Regions from separate parts of the Homo sapiens genome. Here region 1 is linked to region 2. The links are chromatin loops, found by intact Hi-C in ENCODE. Cell type or tissue: heart right ventricle. All regions are shown on one strand. Links, peaks and the distances in the headings refer to the core of each region. The heading gives the core; the rest is flanking DNA.

Evidence for each region. Peaks named below come from ENCODE experiments on the same cell type or tissue, not always from the same donor. Only the 100,000 strongest peaks of a DNase experiment are listed, where the experiment ranks them.
Region 1: it touches region 2 in a loop (2.3-fold over the local background); 23 of 110 quality-filtered maps call a loop at or near these places.

What each region holds. Positions count from the first base shown.
Region 1 is chr2:16,198,902-16,205,661 of GRCh38, reverse strand. LOC105373443 (a long non-coding RNA gene) reads left to right here and starts at 708. Exons shown (of 3, transcript XR_939751.2): 1 at 708-877; 2 at 1,165-1,264; 3 at 3,896-4,116. LOC124908049 (a long non-coding RNA gene) reads right to left here and starts at 3,352. Exons shown (of 2, transcript XR_007088649.1): 1 at 3,065-3,352; 2 at 1,436-1,961. It also overlaps the pseudogene LOC124900535. RefSeq lists enhancers at 1,860-2,479, 3,248-3,749. In heart right ventricle, for the core only: no CTCF peak of the experiment used is centred there; a DNase peak (open chromatin) is centred at 3,395.
Region 2 is chr2:15,951,755-15,958,514 of GRCh38, reverse strand. No RefSeq gene overlaps it. Among named protein-coding and RNA genes, the nearest start is that of MYCNOS, 13 kb to the right of the region's middle. In heart right ventricle, for the core only: no CTCF peak of the experiment used is centred there; no DNase peak of the experiment used is centred there.

The DNA.
Region 1 (6,760 bases), core at 1,239-6,238, 250 kb before region 2:
GCAGAGAACATCAGGTACAACCAGGATATCACATTCTCTCTATTTGGGTGACATATTTCTGGAAACCCTGAAAGCAAACCAACCCCAACTCAATAAGGGTAGTCACAATGCCAGACTCACAACTAATTTGCAGGATATTTTAAAACATGTAATTATGGGTTATTGATAAGGAGGTGCCAGGAAGAAGGTAAGACCATGGTTTTGCCCAAACCAGGAGCCAGCTCCTGTGCTGCATACCCACTGCAGCCTGGACATATGTGGCCCTCCAGGCATCTTCTTTGGAGGGAATGCATGTCTTTTTTTCAGCATAAGGATTTGGACTTCTTTTTAAATAGGAATGTGTTGTTCTTCAAACAAAAATTACACAACTCAAAGAATATGTGTGGCTTTTAGGGAGCGGCAACAGCTGAGAAACCTACACTGGTTCTGGAGGAAATTCAATACGGGCCAACCTAATCGCCATGACGGAGAATTTGGAATGAGTCTGAAATGCCTTCGCATTATTGGACAAACAGCTCTCCCTCCTTCCTAAGCAGGCTGGGGCGTTCCTGGTAAAAGCCCTTTGATAAGAAGAAGCAGCTCCTGGGAGGCGAGCCACCCACCACTTTCTTAGGCACTATTGTCCTGAGCTGGGGGATTGTGACGTGGGCTCCCGGTCTACACAATGCCGCACCTCCTGCAATGGGCCATTCATCGGCCCCAAGGTTCCCTGATGGGAGGGAGCCCATTGACCCCGGGATAATAGATGAAAGTGTTTTCTCACTTGCCTTCCCCTCCTGACCCCTTGCCACCATTTTTCATGCACTGTCTCCTCTTCAGCCAGACGGAGGAATTCTTCCTCTGATGATGAAGGCCCAATGACCCTCTCCCGCATCCCGTAAGCTGGCTGCTTGCGGAGGATTGCCCAAAGGGGTCCCTGCATAATGCAACTAAACCAAGCAAGGGTCACTTCCTTTCCACCCCCGCTTCTACGTGTGCACACATCAACTCACACCCCAAAGCACAGGAGCAGTGCTTGTAAAAAATTCAAATTAGTGCATTTATTCATTTGCTTGTTTGTTTGCTTGTCCAGTGTGTTTGACCTCTTGGTGAATCCACCCAAGACAAAATGAGTTCCCAATTCAATGCCCAAAGTCTTCCCCATCCCCACTGTCTTCTCAAAAGGGCCAGGTCACCAAGCACATGGGGGCAGCAGAGCAAGTTGCAAAGTCTATCCAGTGGATGGCACAACTGCAAGGACCATGGATCATCCAGCAAAGCCCAGGTACTCAGTGGAGAGCCACCTGGGAGATGGGACTGACCAAGGCCACTGACCAGTTAGTGGCTCCCCTGCAACCAGCACCCAGCTCCCCAGCTCCATGCCAGGGCTCCGACCCCTTCAAAATGCCTCCAGAGGAGGTACATTCTCATTAGCAGTGACAAGCAGACAACAATCTGGCCTTGACAAGCGTGTTTTATTATGTCTGAAAATCTATGAACTGCCATATATTTCTTTTTGCAGCCCATAAGTGGCAGGTAATGGTACTTGGAAAGGAGCAAGCTGATCAGAACTCAGCTGAGGGAAAGGGAAAGATGGCCAGGCCTGGGGTCTGGGGTGACTTTGGGTTCTTGAGCCGCTGAAGGATCCTGGTGTGAGAAGGTGGCCCTCTGTGTGCCTCTTGCTGCTTCTTCACCTCGTGTGCATGGGCTGCAGGTGGGGGGATGGCCAGAGGCAGGGCTGGGGACCCTGATGCTTGACTATCTGGGAGTGCTCAGGGACCTGCAGTCTGTGTGTAGGGTCTCAGCACCAAGGCCAAGCTCGGGGCAGACCCTCACCATCTTAGAGAGGGACTGTGGAGGACCAGCATCGGGAGCGCACCCCGGCTCCCAGGGATGATTCCACAGAGAAGTTAATGGACCTTGGGCATCGGGCCTCTGATAGCGTGGGGTCTTTCCAAGGCCCTGTGTCAGGCAGCATTCTTCTGTGAAACAGATGCAACAAGATGCGTGTGCGTGCAGAGAAAAAGAGAGAGAGAGACAGAGAGAAAAAGAGAGAGAGAGATTATCAGAGAGTGAGGGAGAAAAAGAGAGATGGAGAGAGAGGCAGAGAAACAGAGAGAGAGACACACACAGAGCACAGAGAGAGATGACCATACAGAAAGACAGAGATGGAGAGAGGGAGAGAGATAAAGATGGAGAGAGAAAGAGAGACAGAGACACAGAGAGAAAGAGAAGGAGGCAGAGGGACAGAGAAAAAGAGACAGACAGGGAGAAAGAGAGAGACATAGAGAAAAAGAGACAGACAGAAAGAGATTTTAAGCAACTGGCCCATATGACTGTGGAGGCTTGGGAGTACAAACTCCGCAGGGTGTGGCAGCAGGCTGGAGACCCACAGAAGAGTTGCAGTTCAAGTCTGAAGGCTGCCTGCTGGCAGAGCTTCTTCCTCCTCGGGAGTGGCCAGGCCTTCAGCTAATTGGGTGAGGTCCACCCACATTATGGAGGGCAATCTGCATTACTCAGAGTTCACCAATTTAAATGTTAATCTCATTCACAAAACACCTTCACAGGAAAAGCCAGAATAATGGTTGACCAAATATCTGGGCACTGTGGCCCAGCCAAGTTGACACATACAATTAACCAGCACAGCTCTTACCTAGTTGGGCATTTATAAATTATGTTCTACCTTTTTTTTTCTTTTTTAAGAAAAAACTCCCCAAATGCAAAAGCTTCAGGCCCTACAAAGCCTCTTCACACAGCAATGTCCAGGCCTTGCTAGGGTTAGAATCCAAGGCCCCTGCCTGCCTTGGATGCTCTGCCCAGGCCTTCACAGGAGGATCCCAGAGCTTCAGGGACCAGATATGGAGAGGGATGCCCAGAAACAGCCTGGCTGCTCGGGAGGGGCTGAATGCTTATGCCCCTACTCCCCCAAGATAGCCATTGCCATGAGAAAATCCACTTTCCTGCAAGGGAAATTGTGTGAGAATTCCTATCATCTCCCAGAATATTTCTAATGAACAATCTGAAGCCCAGAGAGGCAGGCTGAGGGTAGAATAATCCAAGGCTGTTTAGCCATCCAGGTTCTTACCAACTTAGAGATGCTGTCAGATCTCGTTGTTAGAAGGGAAGTCCCTGGGCAAGCAGGGGCAAGTGCAGCAGGCCTGATGTGACACCTGTGCCGTGGAGCTGCCAGCCAGTGCCTGGCGAGGGCAACCTTTGCTCCAGGGATCCTGTAAGGACAGACACACCCACAGAAGGAGCTGCCTGGTGAGCCAGCGTCTGAGGTGGGAGTGCACTGGCTGGTCTGCCTCTTGGGGACGGAGCGAGTGAAGGTATTTCAGCGAGTGGCACCTGGAAAGACTTGTGTGGGCACACTTCCAACACCCTGCAAGGCCCACAGAGACTTTTCCATGCTACTCTGGGCCCAAAGAGGAAAAGTGACCTCACCCTGATCAGAGCTGGCGGCTGGGGCATACATTGGTTGCTTACTCGATAGTCATTCCCTGCCAATGCCTTGCTGACAGGAGCCCAACTCCATTCAGTGTTCACAGGAAGAGGGTCCTGGCCCAGGGCCAAATGACAATTGGTCTAATCCCTCACAGTGAGCCCATCCTTCTTTGCCAGTGATTGGTTTGGGGCTGGGCACGAGACTCGGTTCTAGTCAGTATGACGTAAGTTTCCCTGGGGAACTCTGGCCGAGGGTTTCAGGAACACATCCTACCCCGGTGATAGATGAGATGATTGTTCAGAGAGTATTGATGCTCCTATTCCCCTCCCCTCCCCTCAGGGTATGATGCACATGCCAGCCCACCATCATGTCCTATTGGCCAAGCAAGGCATCTGCCCAGACATGGGCAGATGCCTTGCTTGGCCAATAGCATGTGAGCAGACATGAAACAGACTTTCGATGTTCTCACAGGCTTGGTCTTACCATTTGCTCCCTGAATCTGTCATGCAATCAACATGCTGGGTTGCTGGTGAGTACAAGAAAATTAGGATGACTGCGGAACAGACCTGAACCTACCTGAAGCCTCAGAGACGAGCTCAGCCTCGCCTCAGCCTGAAGCAGAACAGTCCTGGCTGACCCACAGGTAGACTGCAGAGAAAGAAAAATAAATGGTCTGTTGCATTTGTTATAGGTCACTGAGTTTGGGGTGGTTTGTTACTCAGTGCTTTCATGACAGCAGCTCACTGATACACACCCTCCTGCTGTTCAGTGAAGCTGTGTGGGTGTGGAGCTTGAAGCTACGCAGCCATCTCCCAACCACACTGGAAAGCCAGCGGAATCACAGAGAAGTAACCACGGAGATGCTAAACTGACATCCCTAGAGGTCAGGTTCCATCTCTGCAGAGTGACATCTCAAATTTGCCAACACAGAGACGGCCTCTTTGCCTCGTGGAGGAAATGTTTTCCCCTGTTTCTGTCCACGGGTGCCACTGCCTTCCTATCACCAACCTCCTCGACATGTGGCCTCTCATGAATTCTAAAAGCCTCTTTAAAGTGTGCATTCATTTGTCTGTCATTTATTCACTGGGTCTTTGCTGAACTGGGCTTTTAGAGCAATTAAGCACAGTCTCTTCCCTCTAGGGGTGTTCTTTTGGGGAACAATGGTGGTTTTGCTGTGGCTGAAGCAAGTCTCTGGCACGGCCTGAGGGAAGGAGGCATCCAGATGAGGCAGAGCTGTCCCTGGAGTTAGGCTGTGGAGGGCCGGGAAAGTCAGGCCCAGGGGATAAGGCCAGAGCTGATGGGCAGTGAGAGGCTGTCAGAGGCTGAGTCAAGGGGAAGGGTCTCTCTAGCCATGAAAGTGGTTTCTGTATGTGACCAGGACTGAGTGACAGTGTGAAGAAAATGTGGCTGGGTGGGGTGAGAGAGAGAGATCCTAATATTGCATAATACTGCATATTTTTCTCTGGGTCACATAGTTATCCAGCAATATAAATAATCCACTATACCCAACAAACAACAAAACACCTCATCCAACATGCTTTATAAAGCTGCCTCTAGAAACTCCATAAATGTATGAGGCAGAACTCTGCAGATAGATGAAAACCACGCCCTGCCAGAAGATGAGTGAGCTGAACATTCATTGAACAACCCTCTCATGATGTCCTAGAGAGGTGAGACAAGTGTAAAAGAACATCCAGCTTCACAGACTCATGACCAGATAGAGGAAATCAATATGCTCCCTCTGCTATCATAGAATCACAGAATGCTGTAGACTGAAGGGCAGAAACCATAGACATTTAGCCCCTACGGTTCTGAAGGCTGCGGGGATGGTGGCGGGGGCAGGGAGGGAGGGAGATATCTTGCACCTCTTTCTCTTTTTATAAGGCCATTAGTCCCATCATGACCTAATCTAACCCTAATTTCTTCCAAAGGCCCCACCTCCAAATACTATTACACAGAGGTTTAGGGCTTCAACATGAATTCTGAGGGGGCACATTCAGTCCATAGCATGAGGCCCACCAGAAACAGCTGGGACCTGCCCAAAGCCACAGGAAGCTGTTGGCTACTCGACCATCTCCCAGTTCCCAACGTGGTGGAGTTTGACATGTACTTCAACACAAGGTTTCTCAATCTCAGCGCGATTGACTTTTGGGCCAGATCCTTCCATGCCGTGCGGGCTGCCCTGTGCATTTTAGGAGGTACAGCAGCATCCCTGGCCTCCATCCATGAGACACTAGTAGCACCACCCTCACCACCAAGTCACGATGATCAAAAATGTCCCCTGACATTGATAAATGTTTCCAGGGGGCAAAATTACCCTCAGTTGAGAACTACTGGACTAACTTCTGGATTAAATTCAAGGAAAACTCAATTGAACTGCTTGATAGCAGTTCAAGACTCAAGCCAAATGTGGTCTTTTTTTCTGTACAGCTTCCCCCAACTCTCTTTCCCAGGTCAGAGTAGTTGACCTTATATCTTACGACCTCCTCTGACCTTATGTCCATCATAGATAGGATTGATCCTGTCACATCCTTACAATTCTTTAGTGTTTTATGTGCCACAATAAACTGTAGGCTCTTTGAGGACAGGATTGTGATTTTTTTTTTTTTTTTGAGATGGAGTCTGGCTCTGTCACCTAGGCTGGTGTACAGTGGTGCAATCTCTGCTCACTGCAACCTCTGCCTCCCAGGTTCAAGCGATTCTTCTGACTCAGCCTCCCAAGTAGCTGGGATTACAGGTGTGTGCCACCACGCCTGGCTAATTTTTGTACTTTTGGTAGAGATGAGATTTCACCCTGTTGGCCAGGCTGGTCTTGAACTCCTGACCTCAAGTGATCCACCCGCCTCGGCTTCCCAAAGTGCTGGGATTACAGGCATGAACCACCACACCTAGCTGTGAATTATTTCTTTCTTTATTTTATTTTATTTTTTTTTTGGTATCATAATATTTATTCTTATATGTATCGAAACTCATACTGAACAATGTGCTCTGGGTTGCAAAACAGGGTTTATTTCTCGAACTTATCTGTAAGTCTGGTTGTGGATTATTTCTCTTTGGAATCCTCAGTGCATGGAACAGCACCTGGAACACGAGGAAGGTGTGAGCGGGTGGATTCATTCCACACCCTCAAGACCCTCCTAGCCTGGACACAGTATGTTTTCATTTCATGCCGCCTGACCCCATAGTCTCCCAAAGGCCCGACCCACCAGCCATCCCTGAAGGCCTACCATTCACCAAATATGCCTTGGCCTTGCCCAGTCTACATCTTGCTAGTACCTTCCTTTTCTTGAAATTTCCTTCATACTCACTTCACCCTGTCCAATTCCTAAAATCCTC
Region 2 (6,760 bases), core at 717-5,716:
TACTCCTTAAATAGGATTTTCAGGATATATAAGCTGTTGTTGGCTGGGAGATGACAGCAGGGTTTCTCCCAAAAGCTAAATATATGTAAACACCTCTTTTAAAGGTCCCTAAAAGGTCCACTTGACTTTCCATCCTGTCCCTTTTGTGAAGGAACACACCTTCAAAGCCTGAGGAATGTCATCCCTCCACCCTCAACAAGAGATGCCAAAATGCTTTCACACTGCCAGAGCGAAGCAAAAACCTACCACAGGGAGCAGTTAACCTAATGGAATGTGCTAACAGCAAAATTATTCCATCGCCCTCAACCCAGGGAAACAAGGTCCGAACCCATTTCTAGGCACCTGAACTTGCAGCTTCTCTGAAGAAATGAGGCCCGACTACCTACAGAATCTTGGGGAGGATTTTATTCTGGATGCTTCCCTGGCTTCTCCCTAGACAAGCCCACACCCAGAGAGCTTTAGGGAGGCCAATGCCCTTACTGCCTGCGAGGGGGTTAGATTTATTTATTTATTGTTGTTGTTTTGTTTTGTTTTGAGACAGAGTCTAGCTCTGTCGCCCAGGCTGGAGTGCAGTGGTGGGATCTCGGCTCACTGCAACCTCCGCCTCCGGGGTTCAAGCGATTCTCCTGCCTCAGCCTCCCAAGTAGCTGGGAGTCCAGGCCCATGCCACCATGCCTGGCTAATTTTTGTATTTTTCTAGAGATGGGGTTTCGCCATATTGACCAGGCTGGTCTCAAACTCCTGACCTCAAGTGATCCACCCGCCTCGGCCTCCCAAAGTGCTGGGATTACAGGCGTGAGCCACCCTGCCAGGCCAATTGTTATATTAATTTGAAAACTGCTCCTTTTGGCTCCTTGCAGAGACCTGAATGAAGAATAAAGAGCAAAGCCAGTACCACAGTGCCTCTGAGATGTAATATTTGTCATTCATCAGAAGGAATAGAGTGGGGGGCGGTCAGTGGAATTCTGGTCCCTGGCATTTGTGCAGGACCTGCCACCTTTGCACTCATTATTTCCTGAGAGGCCAACAGCATCTCAAAAGGAAAAGAGAGATTTTCCCTCTCTTGCCATCTCAGGTGCTCTGAGTCACTCAATGAGGTTTCCAGAGCTCAGATTCATGTGGTCTAACACCAAGACAATGTTCTTTCCAGGCTTGCTTGGGAAGGAGCACAGGTCTGTACACAGCTTGGCTGACCCTCCCACACTGCAGCATGGTGGAGCCCTTGGCTGCCTGTGCTGTAGAGTTTCAGCCTGGGTCTCCAAGCCCACCACAGGGAGCCTTGTGAAGCAGGTTAAACTGTGGTGAGAAAAAGCAAAGACTGAAGAGAGGGAAGAATTGGGGGGCGGGGTGGGGGTAGGGGGTTGGAGGGCTTTTTTTCCGATTGCCAGAGACTGACACAGGACATAGGACTTTCCAGTTTTGTTTTTGCTTTTGTTTTTGTTTGAGATGGAGTCTCGCTCTGTCGCTCAGCCTGGAATGCAGTGGCGCGATCTCAGTTCACTGCAACCTCCGCCTCTTGGGTTCAAGCAATTCTCCTGCCTCAGCCTCCTGAGTAGCTGGGGTTACAGGCGCCCGCCACCATCCCCGGCTAATTATTATATTATTAGTAGAGACGGAGTTTCACCATGTTGGCCAGGCTGGTCTGGAACTCCTGACCTCAGGTGATCCACCCGCTTCGGCCTCCCAAAGTCCTGGGATTACAGGCGTGAGCTACCACCACCAGCCTGACATTCCATTTTAAAACCAGGACAGTCATGGGCAAACTGGGACAAGTCAGTCACCATAGGTAAAGAGAAAAAAGAAACAACATCCCTGCAAAGAGACTCCTACCCCTCAAATGAAGACACTGTGGAGAGAGCACTTGAATGTCAGCTAACATCTTATCATATATGCATTTCATGGCAATTTCCACTCCAGTTAGCCAGGCCTCAGCATCCCATGCCTCCAGTAAAGCTGGGGCTTGATGTGCACTTGGGCTAAAAGCTGTTTCTTTTCTCCAACATTTGCACCTTGTGGCTCATCACGGTGGGCAAGTCCTCACGTCGCTGCCCAGCCGGCAGGACCAGTTGCCATAAGCGAGAAGGCCGCCTCCACACAGTTGGCGTGAGCTGCAGCAGGAAACTGACGTGCACATTTGTTACCCAGAGGAATTATCAAGTGAGGTAACACTCCAGGGAAAATAACCTCCCAGAAGTGTTCAACAGAATGTACTCACAGCCATCCCCGAAGTTTATAGTTGAATCCATCCAAGAAAACCTCAGGGTTCATCATTTTAATGAGATGTTTGAGGGAGAGGGCTGCCGGTAGAAAGACGATTTTCCCTCAAAACAGACTATAAAATATTATTTCAGCAAATTCAGAAGAAGGACCAACTTGGAATGAAAACGATATTTCTTTTGAAACCCAAACATAATTAAGCTATTTATAATAATAAACTCAGGTCTCAATTCTGCCCTCTTTACCAACAAAGATGCATCTAACTAAAGCTTCCTTGGTTTCAAATCTCTAGTTTAAATTCCTTGTTCTTCTTGGCTTTATGCCAAAGAAAAGTGGCTAAACCAACCCAAGCAAAAACTCAGGGTGTTACATGTCTGTTGCCATATTCTATTTCATTCAAGTAACCAAATTAAAAACCAGATTAATCATAGTTTTCCATAGTTCCAGATGAGACAAGCCTGTGTAACCAGTTTGTCTGCACACATTGAGTCTCTCTATCTGGCTTTGAACAATCAGTCAAGTCTTTTCATTGGTTGTCATTATTTAACAAACATTATGAAGCAGCTATTATGAGCATAGCCGTGTTCTAGGTAGAGGGGAGCACCCAGAGGTATGCTAATTGTCTTTAAAGGAGTTTCCCACCTGGGGAAACCCACTTAGAGATGAATCCAGAAAGCAAAACAGTGGAATGGGTGGGCCGTGCTGGACAAGGGCTGAATGTGTCAATATCGAGGGCAATGAGGGTTCTTAAAAGATTGCCCCATCTTCAAGTGCTAGCACCTCCCTCCTATACGTCATTTGGTCCTTATGAGAACCTGGTGAGGTGGTGATTATTCTTGTTGTTTTAGAGAGAGACAGTGAGATTCAGAGGGAAGTGACTGACCCTCAGCCATGGAGTTGGTGAATTGCAGAGCCAAGATATGCCCCAGGGCTCCTATCTGAGTCTCTTCCCTGCTGTTGTAATAGAATGACACGGACTGGGTAATTTATAAAGGAAAGAAATTTATTTATTTTTATTTTTTATTTTTATTTTTATTTCTTTTTTTGGGACGGAGTTTCGCTCTTGTTGCCTAGGCTGGAGTGCAATGGCGCGATCTCAGCTCGCCGCAACCTCCGCCTCCCGGTTTCAAGCGATTCTCCTGCCTCAGCCTCCTGAGTAGCTGGGATTACAGGCATGCACCATCACTCCCAGCTAATTTTGTAGTTTTAGTAGAGACGGGGTTTCTCCATGTTGGTCAGGCTGGTCATGAATTCCCGACCACAGGTGATCCACCTGTCTCAGCCTCCCAAAGTGGTAGGATTACAGGCGTGAGCCACCGCGCCCGGCCAAGAAATTTATTTCTTACAGTTCTGGAGACTGAGAAATCCAAGGTCGGGAGACCTGCACCTGGCAAGGGCCTTCTTACTGTGTCACTCCATAGCTTGAGGTGGAAGAGGAAGAGGATGCAAGAGAGAGAGAGAGAGAAAGGCTGCTTAACTCGCTTTCATAATAAGCCCACTCACTCCTGAGGTTGTAACCACCCAGTGGGTTCACCTTGTCTGCTGTTTAGACACAGCCAATTTATAAAGACAGGGAAATTGCAATAGAGAAAGAGTAATTCATGCAGAGCCAGCTGTGCGGGAGACCAGAGCTTTCTTATTACTCAAATCAGTCTCCTCAAGCATTTGGGGATCAGAGTTTTTAAGGACAACTTGGTGAGTGTGGGGAATTCAGTGAGCCAGGAGTGCTAATTGGTCAGAGATGAAATCATAGGGAGTCGAAGCTATCATCTTGTGCTGAGTCAGTTCCTAGGTGGGGGCCACAGGATCAGATGAGCCAGTTTATCAATCTGGGTGGTGCCAGCTGATCATCAAGTGCAGGGTCTGCAGAATATCTCAAGCACTGATCTTAGGAGCAGTTTAGGGAGGGTCGGAATCTTGTAGCCTCCAGCTGCATGGCTCCTAAACCATAATTTCTAATCTTGTGGCTGGTGTTAGTCCCACAAAGGCAGTCTAGTCCCCAGGCAAGAAGGAGGTTTGTTTTGGGAAAGGGCTAATCTACAAACTAAGTTCCTCCCAAAGTTAGTTCAGCCTACGCCCAGCAAAGAACAAGGACAGCTTGGAGGTTAGAAACAAGATGGAGTTGGTTAGGTCAGCTCTTTCACTGTCTCAGTTACAATTTTGTAATGGCGGTTTCAAGGTCACTAATCCACTCCCCCAGTAAGCACATTAATCCATTTGAGAGGGCGGAGCCCTCATGATCTGATCATCTCTTATTAGTACCCACCTCCCAACACTATTGCATTGGGGATTAAATTTCCATCATATGAACTTGACAGGGCACATCTTCCAACCAGAGGGTGTTGACAGACACTGCAGTCTTGCAGCCACCTTTAAAGCTGCAGCCATTGCAAAGGACCAATGACTCTGGATCCTCAAAGTTGACAGGGAGCCCCAGAGATCACTGACTTCAGCCCATTCTACTTATAGACAAGGAAACTGAGCAACAAGAAGTTACTTTCCTATTTCAAGGTTGAAAATAGTCAATAACTGATCTAAGACCCAATCCAGGGGCTTCTTCCAAACTAAGTGTTTCTGTGACTCAGGATTGCCTCCCAGTGAACCTGGAACAACATTTTTCCAGTGGAGGGACTGCTCTTTTGTCCTCTCTCAGGAAGATGGCTGAAGATAGCCTGAGCCACAAAACAAGAACACACAAAATTCAACTGATGTCAAGCTTTGTGAAAGAGTGGGCCTGTTTCCCCCACCCTACCTCAAAGGTCTGCTGAGAATCTCAGGCCCACTGGAATGCAGAGAAAAGTTGATTTTGTGTTGCCTCTTCCGAGCAAATCCCATTGCAAATTGTCTGTAGCTATCAGAGGAGTTTGTGCTGTGTGTGCTCTCCAAACGTGCATTGTACCAATAGGTCTGTGTGCTTCGACCATAAAAAGGCTCTGTTACCTCTCCTGGTCAAAGGTTTCAGGATGAATGTCTTGTAGCTTGATACACCAATATCAAAAGAGATCAGGTAACCCTGGTCAGTGGCCTATGAAGAGATTTCCTTTACAAGTAAGGAAAACTAATAAACCATTGTAGAAGGCGTAGATGTTCTGCGGCACTCAAATTCCTAGGCTCCGTCTTAAAATAGGCTTCAAAGCTCACATTCATTTGTTTCCAAGGTACCCGTTTTCAGGTTTTGTAAGGCCTCTTTTGAGGAACAAAAGTCTGCAAAGTTCTTGTTAAACTCAGGCTTGTGAATTTGTTCTACCGGTAAATGTTTTTTTCTAAAGGTTCTTTGCCCTGGTAACATACTGAGGAAATAGAGAGAGGAAAGACCCCATCAACATCAAATCATATTATTGAGCAGGCTTAAACCACACCTGTCACATGCCAGACACTATTCTATGTGCTGTATATAAATCAATTGAAGGCGGGGTGCAGTGGCTTGTGTCTGTCATCCCAGCACTTTGGGAGGCAAAGGTAGGAGGATCACTTGAAGTCAGGAGTTCGAGACCAGCCTGGGCAACACAGTAAAACCCCATTCCACTAAAAATGGAAAAAATTTGTTGGGTATGGTAGTATGCGCCTGTAGTCTCAGCTACTTGGGAGGCTGATGTGGGAGAAACGCCTGAGCCCAGGAGGTCGAGGCTGCAGTGAGCCGAGATCAGGCCACTGCACTCCAATCTGGGCAATCAGAGTGAGACCATTTTAAAACATATTAATAATAATGATGCCAACCCGCTAATAATCCCAGTGTTATCCCCTCGTTGTACCAGTTGGGGAGCTGCACAACCCAGAGCCTGTGAGTTTGGGAATCAAATTCAAGCCCAGGGAGTCTTTAACTTTTTTTTTTTTTCTTTGAGATGGAGTTTTACTCTTGTTGCCCAGGCTGGCGTGCAATGGCATGATCTTGGCTCACCGCAACTTCTGCCTTCCGGGTTCAAGCAATTCTCCTGCCTCAGCCTCCTGAGTAGCTGGGATTACAGGCATGAGCCACCACACCTGGCTAATTTTGTATTTTTAGTAGAGACGGGGTTTCTCCATGTTGGTCAGGCTGGTCTTGAACTCCCAACCTCAGGTGATCTCCCTGCCTCGGCCTCCCAAAGTGCTGAGATTACAGGCGTGAGCCACCGCACCCGGCCAAACCCAGGGAGTCTTAACTTCAGATTCATACTCTTTGTTTTGAGACGGAGTTTTGCTCTGTCACCCAGGGTGCAGTGCAATGGCGCGCTCTTGGCCTACTGCAACCTCCGCCTCCTGGGTTTAAGCAATTCTCCTGCCTTAGCCTCCCGAGTAGCTGGGATTACAGGTGCCCGCAACCACACCTGGCTAATTTTTTTGTATTTTTAGTAGAGATGGGGTTTCATCATGTTGGTCAGGCTGGTCTTGAACTCCTGACCTCAGGTGATCCACCTGCCTTGGCCTCCCAAAGTACTGGGATTACAGGCATGAGCCACCATGCCCAGCCCAGATTCATACTCTTAACTACTATGCTCAATGGTTTCTCCTCGAGACAATGAATGGAAATTGGTGGGGTACATTTACCAATGTCCAGAGGGAGATA